2 separate regions of the Mus musculus genome follow, and region 1 is linked to region 2. A link is a contact called in ENCODE Hi-C or POLR2A ChIA-PET data. All regions are on one chromosome and are shown on one strand. Each heading gives the region's core, a stretch centred on a gene start or an enhancer-like site at or near the end of the contact. The rest is flanking DNA. Distances are from core to core; before and after follow the strand shown. Region 1 holds the start of Reps1 (RalBP1 associated Eps domain containing protein). Region 2 holds the start of Heca (hdc homolog, cell cycle regulator).

The links. Hi-C counts contacts between places; a loop is a spot of excess contacts on that map. ChIA-PET counts read pairs that join two places held with the same protein, here RNA polymerase II (POLR2A).
Region 1: a map of left cerebral cortex shows a loop between it and region 2 (2.1-fold over the local background). The contact joins the promoter of Reps1 here to the promoter of Heca in region 2. A Hi-C loop is called at or near these places in 1 of 37 maps with a recorded cell type or tissue (left cerebral cortex). POLR2A ChIA-PET finds 5 or more read pairs at or near these places in 1 of 5 experiments (embryonic stem cell).

The regions. Positions count from the first base shown.
Region 1 is chr10:18,054,587-18,059,232 of GRCm38, forward strand. Reps1 (RalBP1 associated Eps domain containing protein) reads left to right here and starts at 1,354. Exons shown (of 20, transcript NM_009048.2): 1 at 1,354-1,529. The coding sequence starts at 1,377.
Region 2 is chr10:17,945,001-17,949,671 of GRCm38, forward strand. It overlaps Heca (hdc homolog, cell cycle regulator), which reads right to left and starts at 3,067. Exons shown (of 4, transcript NM_001033432.3): 1 at 2,509-3,067. The coding sequence starts at 2,782.

The sequences.
Region 1 (4,646 bases), core at 104-2,603, 110 kb after region 2:
TGCAGTGCTGGGAATAGAACCCAGGGCGTTGTGCACACAGTGCTCTAACAAATGAGCTATATCCCCAGCCCTCTATGTCTGCTCATTCTTATAATGATGTCCCCTTAATGGGCTCTATGTAACAGAGAATAAAAACCAAACTTGAAAAGCCCTCTGTGTAATCTTCCTTGGCTCCCGTTTCTGAAATACTTCATATTTAATGCTGACAAGGTCGCGGGCTGACTGGTGATGGTATCCCTTCACTAGGAAAGAAAAGGCAGGGGATCAAGAGTTCAAGTCCAGCCTGACTTCATAGAGTTTCAGGAAAGAAATACTTTTAAAAGATTAAAGGCTCGTTAAGGGTCTATGAACTCCAGAGACAGATGCAGATTAAGACTCCCCCCCCCCCACCCCCCAGAGGAAGGAAGGGATGGTGAGCAACAAGAGGGCCTGGAGTTGGCTGAAGGCCTACACAGGTTTCCCGAGTGGATGGCATAAACCGACAGTATTTGGTTCTCGGTGAAAAAAAAAAAAAAAAAAGGTGACTTTTTTTTTCTTTATTTCTATTTTTTCAAACTTGGTTTTACAGAAGACCCGGCTTGGGACCAGATCGAGTTCAGCCTTGGTTTAAGCGTCCACACCTGAGCAAGCTTCCCTGCTTCAGTGGACGGCGCAAAGCGATGCACTTATCCTCGTTAAGTGCAAACCGTTAGGAAATGCTGCACGCCAGAAGCTGCCGCACCCCAGCCCGCAGTGCGACCTGAACCCTCCGCGTCGCTGGGACGCCGGTCGGTCCCCAAGTGCCCCCAGCCTGGGGTCCTCGCGGAGGGCGCCCAGGGCCACTCGCCGCGCCCCGCCGTGCCGCGGGGCTCCGGCCAGCAGGGGGCGCTGCGGCCCGCTCTCCCGGGAGCGGCCGAGCCAGCCCGGTGGGTGTTTCTCTCTCTCTCTCTCCCTCTCCCTCTCCCTCTCGCGCTCTCTCCTCCCGGCCTCACATCCGGGTCTGGAGCGCGGCCGCCGCTGTCAGTGCCGGGCCGGGGCGCAGTCAATGGCGGCCGAGGGAGGCGGAGCGGCGGCCACGCGCAGCCCCGAGCCCCCGAAACTTTAGACTTCGGAAGCCCCACAACTTCTCGGAGGGGGGCGCGTGGGCGGAAGGGGAAGCCGAGGCGGGAAGCCCGAGGGACGCGGCCGAGCCCGGAGCCGCCGCCTCCTTTTCCCCACGCCGAGCTTGCGGCCGCGCACAGCCGCGCGCCACCGCCGCCGGCTGCCCCGGGCCACACGAGCTCGCGGCCCCGCGGGGAGGCCGTGCCGTGCGCAGTACCCCGCCGGCCGCCCCGGGTCGCGGGGCCGGCGCCCGGGTGGTGCATGCGGGGCGGGGCGGCCGCCGGGCCGAGGCGAAGATGGAAGGCTTGACGCTGAGCGACGCCGAGCAGAAATACTACTCGGATCTCTTCTCCTACTGCGACATCGAGAGCACCAAGAAGGTGGTGGTCAACGGGCGAGTGCTCGAGCTGTTCCGGGCCGCGCAGCTGCCCAACGACGTGGTCCTCCAGGTACCGCCGCGTCCCCGGCCGCGCGGGCCCCGGGCAGCGGCAGCGGGAGTGGGCTCCCCCGGGGACGGGCAGAGGCCGCAGGTGCGGGAGCGGGGTGCGCGGGGACCCCTGGAGGGGGAGGGCTCGCCGTCCGGGTGGGGGCGGGGGTCTGCGGAGCCTGCATCCCTCCGGCAGCCTGTGCACTGGAAGAGCAAGGTCCCGGGTCTCTCGGGTTGTGTGTGCATCCTAGCGTCTGCTGGATATGCCTACTATAGTCACATAGCTCTTCGACTCCCGCACAATAGGAAAGTTACGACTATAGGCAGGCAAAATGCCATATGGATTTTTGAGCGAGCCGAGCAGACTCGATGAAGTGAGATTTGTTACGCTTAAGGTATCCAAGAAGCAGGTGGTTTGGGTTTTTTTTTTAGGGGGGGGGTTGTTTTGTTTTGTTTTAAATTTAAGGAAGCTGTGTTCTTAGGGGAGACTAAGAAATTTGAACTTCTGGCTGATACTTGGCATGTAGATAGATGTGAAAAGAACTTGGTCGTAGAATGGGTGGCCGGTGGACAGTATCTTCTAGTGCCCTTCCCGGGAATAGTCAGTGGAGCTTGTGGGTTTGGTTTGGGATTTATTGAACAGCTGGAATCAGACAGCGGATAGTCTCCTCAGTCTGTAACTCTGCCACTCGTAACTCTGTAGCAGCAAGGGTAAACCTTCTTTGTCGCCTGTTTTAGAAGTGCTAATATTTGTGATGAGCATTAATGCTACTGCTTAATGATTCATAGCTGCTATAGTAAGAGCCTGTTTAAACTGTATGGGAGGAAGGAACCGTCTTAAGTTTTCATCCTCATATTGATCCCAAGCCAGTTATCCAAATCTCCAAACACATGGAGATGGAAGTGGATATAATGCAGTGGAAGCAGAATATTGGGCCAGAGGTTTGATTTTACTTTGTTTTGAGACAGCTTATTGCTTTATATCCCAGACTAGCCCTGAACTCAGGGTCCTGTTGCCCCCTCAACTGCTCAGGTGCTGGGACGTGGGTGTGGGCTGGGCCAGGAGTCTCCAGGCTTTTAGAAATCTCATCACTCTGCCTCCTCAGCCTCCAGTTCTCTGAGGCCCATCTTAGAGTGAAAGTCAGTTTTCTTCTAACAGAAACCCTTGTGATATAAAAATTTCTACACACACCTCGAATATAGACAATACCCGAGTGCCTACTGTGGTTTAGGGAGTGAATTCTTTCTCACTTTGCTTTTGTTTCATTTTGTCATTTTTTCTTAACCCTGGGGTGTGGTGGGGAAAGGTGAGTGTTTTAGGTACCAGGGAAGGATAAGAAAGTCTCAGATCTGTGCTGCTGAAGAGGACAACATAGTGACAATTTTAGGCTTTCCCAACAATTCAGATTCTGTGTGGATTCACTGTTTTTGTTTTTATGGCCCTCTTACGATGAGGAAACCAGGTTTAGCTTGGGTTCACACAAAACATCCCATAGTTTGCTGATGGGTTAAATGATATGGGGCTAGTGTCTAATGGATTTGGTACAAAACTTACAGGTTCTGGACAAGAAGCCCCCCATATTCTATTTTAGCTCATGTCTTTGGGGTTCAGAGTTAACTGGAAATGACTTTGTCATTCTAATGGTACACAAGACTTTTTTAGGGTGTTTACATGTTTAGGGCATAGAAATTAGTGTCCATTAACCTCCAGCTGAGATATGTTCAATTGAATCCAACTTATTTTCATATTTTACTCAATTGTATTGGCATTTGAAAATAAATTTCTATTATCTTTGTACATAGGTAGCTTAAGTCGTTTAAATATTTGGGATTCAATTACACGTTGGAAATTGTAGGATCCCTGAAGCAAGACTTCCACAGTAACATGATCAGGTTGACGATCCCTGACCAGGATATCTGCAGTACTCCTAACCTGAAAACTTTGAGGGCCAAAATATCACAAGTGGAAAATTCCATATTATGAAACTTTCTTGTTCAGAATTATCATTCTTTTAAATTGACTCTCAAACTGTGGGACTACTGTGCATATGAGATGTAAAGAGATCTCTTCAAACTTGGATCCTACCCCCAAGATATCTCATTGTGTGTACACAAACCTTCAGTTTCAAGCATTGCTGATAAAGAATAGCCAACCTGTACTGAATAGCAATCTGGAGTCTTGAAGGCAGCTTACTTAAAATTTGGCCTAAGACATAGAAATGTGAGACTGAAGGGGAATGTGGATTTAGTTTCTCTTATGAGAGTTTGAGATTTTCTGAAAACAGCATTCCATGGCTCTCAGGGAGAAGCATTGGGGGTAATTCAAACATATCCCAGTTTTGTTCTCTTTGTTGAGCTAGATGTTGGAGGTTCAACAGAAGCACAAGGTGCTCTGAGGGCTTTGTAAATTACAGGACCATTCAGGTGTAAAGAAAAGTGGACCTGGGAGAGGCACGTTGTGTTCACAAGCACAAAGGAGATAAAGACACAGTTCAGATGGACTTCTGCGTTGAGATGGGGAGGGGAGATCTGCTTCCAGGCCGAGGAAAAATATGACCAAAGTCATCCGAGCCTTTTCAAGGACTAGTAGATAGTAAGATTTTACCTAAGCTAAAATATGTTTGGAGCTAATGAAACAGTTAGGAAGAGGCCCTATTACTAAAGACTGGGGGCAGGAGACTTCATACATTCAGTAGGCAGCAGTGGAGAAGCTTGGGAAGGTTTTGGCTTTGAATGTAGTGAGCATAGAGGATGGGGAAGGAGGCTCTTCCAGAGGTCTGGCATGGCTGCTGGGTAATGCACACCCAAACCAGAGGGACAGCCCTCGAATGGAAAATAAGGGTGGGTGTCCTTCTGAAGAGCAGCTGGGTTCGTACTGCTTTACTGTGTGAAGTGCCTTGTGGGACAGTACTTAATGGAGTCCAGATGATCAAGACTGGACCGGGAGCTCAGAACTAACTGTGAAGGGTATTTGAAAGAAATGATTCATAAAAGCAGTACCTGAGGAGGCTTTTGTCAGTGATAGAGCAGAGGTTGGTTATCTTGGGGCTGATTTTGTATCAAAGATAGGAATGGTGAGGACCTGGGCCAGTAACACACGAAGCACGGGGTCATGGAGCCGGTGACAGGGTTCCGTGGG
Region 2 (4,671 bases), core at 1,817-4,316:
AATAAAATCTACAATATACTTAGGAATCATAAAGCAGTCCAACTAATATAATTTTAAAATTAAAAAATAATTTAGTCTTGAGCCAACAAGATGGCTCAGTGGGAAAAGCGCTTACCACGAAGCCTGACAACTGGACTTCAATCCCCGAAATCTACCTGGGGAAGGAGAGAACTCCTGACCCCAAAAAGTATGCTATTTGTACACGCACACAGCTAAAAAACAAAATGAACCTTTGTTATCATGTCCATTGCCCCTTCCTATAAAAATTCACCAGTATCACCTCTCCCTACATCTATACTACACACACACACACACACACACACACATAATTTACAATCTCCTTATTCATTTTGTGTAGGCCTAAGAACCTATGTTAAAATTGTCTTCAGAAACACAGAGATGATTCTTCAGTTAAATCAAACTATTTCACCAAGGTGACACCAAAGATAGGCGCCACAACCCTCAGCTCGCTGCTCCTGAATATGCAGCTTCTGAGATTGTGGCTATGGCAATATGGGGGCCCACTGCTTCTTTTCCCACATCTAATAGAATAAAGACCTACTAAGAAAGCCATAGCTTTACCCAGATATACACAGTACTGCTAAATCTACCAGTTTACTACTTCAAATGAACAATGTAAGTGGCTTAATGTTTTCAGTCTAGCAGGTACCATCTGCCAAAGAAAAACTTCCTCAACTACTTTAAGATACTCAAATCTTTCAGAGTGTGGTAAAGACACAGGTCTTTGTGAGAACCGAGGATGTACTAAAGTATAACCATTAGCCTAGTCCCTATCTAATACACAGTACTATTAACATTACAAATTAAAAAGTTGTCCATTTAAAATATTTATTTTAATATTTAATAACAATAATCTAATAACTAAAATAATCTTTTGAATGAATAACTAGTAGCTGTTACTCACCAGCCATCTATTATTTGCAATGAGCTTTTATCGACCTTTACATAATAAGCCTTTAAATAACACGAAATGGGAACTTAAAAGTAAAGGGTCACTCTAAGCCTCCCTCAGGAAAATCCTCTAAAGGCCCAGTGTAACCCTCACTGCCCCCCCTCACTCCCTCAAGTGTGTCTATGAGGAAACTGAGGTTCAGAAAAACTGGCCTTTCTCCAGATATCAAAGCTCTAAATGGCTGAGGAAGAGCTGGTATTATGCAGTCTAAGTATCATCTTCTCTGTCACATCAATATCAAAAGGACGGTTAGAGATAAGAAAGCAAGAGCCGGCACAGGCTAGCCAAATAGGCTAGCCAAGTTTTGATAGTACACTATCAAACACTCACAAACGTGTAAGTTTGCTCCTCCTAATAAACAAATCTTCCTATTTCAAAACTGCAGGGGCTCAGCCAGGGGGGGGCCCTTTCCAACAGCCTGTAGTCTATCTCCTATGGGAATCACTGTGGCATTCTTGTAAGTACTGTAGCCCTTTTTATGGGAGACCATCTACATAGAGGATGGCTTTGAAAACTGTTAAGAAGCAAATATAACGATTCTAACGATTCTCATCTACTTACATTAAAATGTACATTTTTTTCCCCTGAAAAACTACCTGAGAAGAAAAAAGTTTAAAAGCTGCCCAAATAAATGTCAGGCATCCTGTGGTAAGAAGGGAAAATCCTGTCACACCTTAGCTATTACCTGCATTCCTCCCTTCTAAAGGATCATTCAAGCGCTCATGAAATTATCAGGGCTTCTTCAGAAAAACAAATGTGAAACAATTATACAAGGGACAGGAAAAGAAAGAAAGAAAGAAAGAAAGAAAGAAAGAAAGAAAGAAAGAAAGAAAGAAAGAAAGAAAGAAAGAGAAAAGAAGGAAAGGAAGAAAAGGAAGAAAAGAGAGAAAGAAAGAGAGAGAAAAAAAAGAAAAAGACACCCAAACACTTCAGGTTGGGAACGGAAGTCAAGTTCAGATTCTCTTCCTTCCTCGAGCAAGACAAGAGAATTAAATGAACACCACACACACACACACACACACACACACACACACACACACACACTCTCTCTCTCTCTCTCTCTCTCTCTCTCTCTCTCTCTCTCTCTCTCTCTCTCTCTCTCTCTCTCCACCTGTGGCAATCAGGCAACAGGCCTACATCTGCTGGGAATTGCAGCTTTTCTTCTTTGGGGGCAATGGTGGGTGGGTGGGTCGCGGTGAGCAGGGAAGTTTCCAATCGGATCATTCTAACTTGGGCTCCTTTTCCTGCTTGCCCGCTGCCTCGCTCCCACCAACCCGGGACATTTCAGACTCAGCCCGCGCGGGCACCACGGGGAGCAGGCACCAACCGGAGCGCCGCCGCGGGGCCCGCAGCCCCGGTCCACGCCGCTCCGCGTGGGGACCACGAAAGGAAAGGCAGCGCGGGGCGGTGGGGCGGGGCGAGCACTTCCTGACTCGCATTGTCCACGCGCCGCCCGCGCCACCCAGGGCCCCGCCACCGCGCCCGCCCGCCCGTCGGTGAGGAAGTTGGCGCTCGCCCCGCCGCTGTCGTCTTACCATTCTTAGCGTCTCCCGCGGCTGCAGCCCCCGCAGCGACGGTGGCGTTGGCGGCGCCCGTGCCCGCACCTCCCGGGCCCGCCGCGCCGCCGGTGCCCACCGCGCCGGGCGACGCCGCCCCGCAGCCCGCCGCCGCCGCCGCCAGGGCCCCTCCGGCCGCCGCGCCTGTCGCACCCGCCGCCGCCAAGGCCCCGGCTCCATTTTCCTGCTCGTCCCCGCTGCTGTTGGCGCGCTTGTTTTTGCGGCCGCCTTTGCTGTTCTTGGGGTTGGGCATCTCCCCGGCCCGCTCGCGGGTGTCCCGGTCCCCGGCGCCCACGAAGGCGGCTCCCCCGCCGCACCGGGGCGGCCACGGAGAGCGCGGGCCGGCCGCTCTTCCTCAGGCGCCCGCCCCGCCGCGCGGCCCTCGCCGCGACATTCCGGCCGCCGCGCCCTCCGCGGCAGAAGCCGGCGCGGCCACGCGCGGCCACCCGAGGCTCGCAGCCGCGCGGGCGCAACGGGCCCCCGAGCAGAGCGAGACGCGGAGGAGCCCGAGGGAAAAGGCGGGTCTCGGGCTTGTTTTGATTCGGCTGCGCTGACACGCTCCAGGCCCGCCCCCGCCCGTGACGACACTGGGGCTTGAGCCCGGCCCCGCCCACCCAGTGACCTCACGGCAACTCGCTCCGCCCCCGTGACGTCACGCTCGGCGCTCAGCCCTCGGCTCTGGGTGACGTCATCCAGGCGCCTTCTTGGGAGAGGGAGGCTGGCGGGCTTCCCGCGTGTGCTGACAGCCACGACTGGGAGCCAGGCAGTGTTCGTGAAGTTGTTAACTGGCCTTCTGACCTTACTGGAGCTAAACCTGACAACGTGGTCTGGAAAAACAAACAGGTGACTAGAACAGGAGAGCAAAACAAAGGGTTTCGGATTAATAATTCGCTCAATGGCTCTGCGGCTCAACAATGGTAAGATAGGAGTTTCTGGAGAGTGCAGTTGAGCTCCTGTATGGGAATTCTTCAGTCTCGTGGTGGAAAGCTTATTTAGCCCAGACCTACCAACCAGAGACCCAAGGGTTCTGTCGGTTCTGTCAGAAGCAGAGCCAGCCAGGAGGAGCCAGGCTGCACAAAGAAGACTGAGTTGTCTGGAGAGAACGGCCGGGTTGTGAGGAGGACATCAGAGGTGAAGAAGTGAGGGCACAGCCATGCTCAGCAGTAGATGGCCAACACAAAAGAGACTCAGTTGAATCTTAAGAGGTTCTTTGTCTCAGAATGTTTTGTCAGGGATATATATATATATATGTGTAATCTTTTTAGGTCTTTTGTATAGACATATGGCTTCCAGTTTTCTGTTTTTTGTGGAATTCCTCACTGAACGAATACATCTATATGACTTTCTCATGCTTTTTCATTTGTTTGTTTTGTCCTATATTGTGTGTTTGTTTTCATCTTATCTATTTTATTATTATTTAGATGCATATTTGTTTTCTAAGAAGAGGCAGGAAAGCTGTGGATTCGGCTGGGAAGGGAGGTGGAGAGGATCTTGGCAGAGCTGGAGAAGGGGAAAGAAGAGCAGAATATAGTGTATTAAAAATCTATTATTAAAGAAGAAAAACGGAAAGAAAGAAAAAGAGATGAGAGCACAGGGTTCCTGGGAAGAGTTTGATGTAATCTCCTTTTCTGCACTCTCTTCTGCCCCTTTCAAAGACCCGCTCCTTTCCACCCTTCTGATCTCAGCTCATTTCTTCAGAATGATCCCATACCTTACCAGAAGAGCTGTCCCGAGTATCACAGTTTATTTCTCCTGTCTACCTCTGATTACGTTGGCAATGTATATGCTTAAATAATTTTCCTCTGTTCCCTCGCATGAAACAGCCATATTTTTATCTTGGGTGCCGTAAGAAACAACTGAACTGATCTTGGTGAATGTATAAATGACATTCTTGATCCATGACTACAGAAAAACACTGAACTCGTTTACAGTGTCTTCTTCCTATGGCGTGATCTTTAATCGACTGGACTGTTGAGGCAAGGCACTGTGGCTAGGTTGAAGGGTCTAGAAAGATGGCCAAGGAATTGCTCAGAGAAGAGCCATCCACATGACTTCCTAGCCAGGATTCTGATGGGCAGAGCCTGGAGCAACACTGTATTCTTGAGAGCAATTGCTAGTTGGACGCAGTACACTATATGTTAA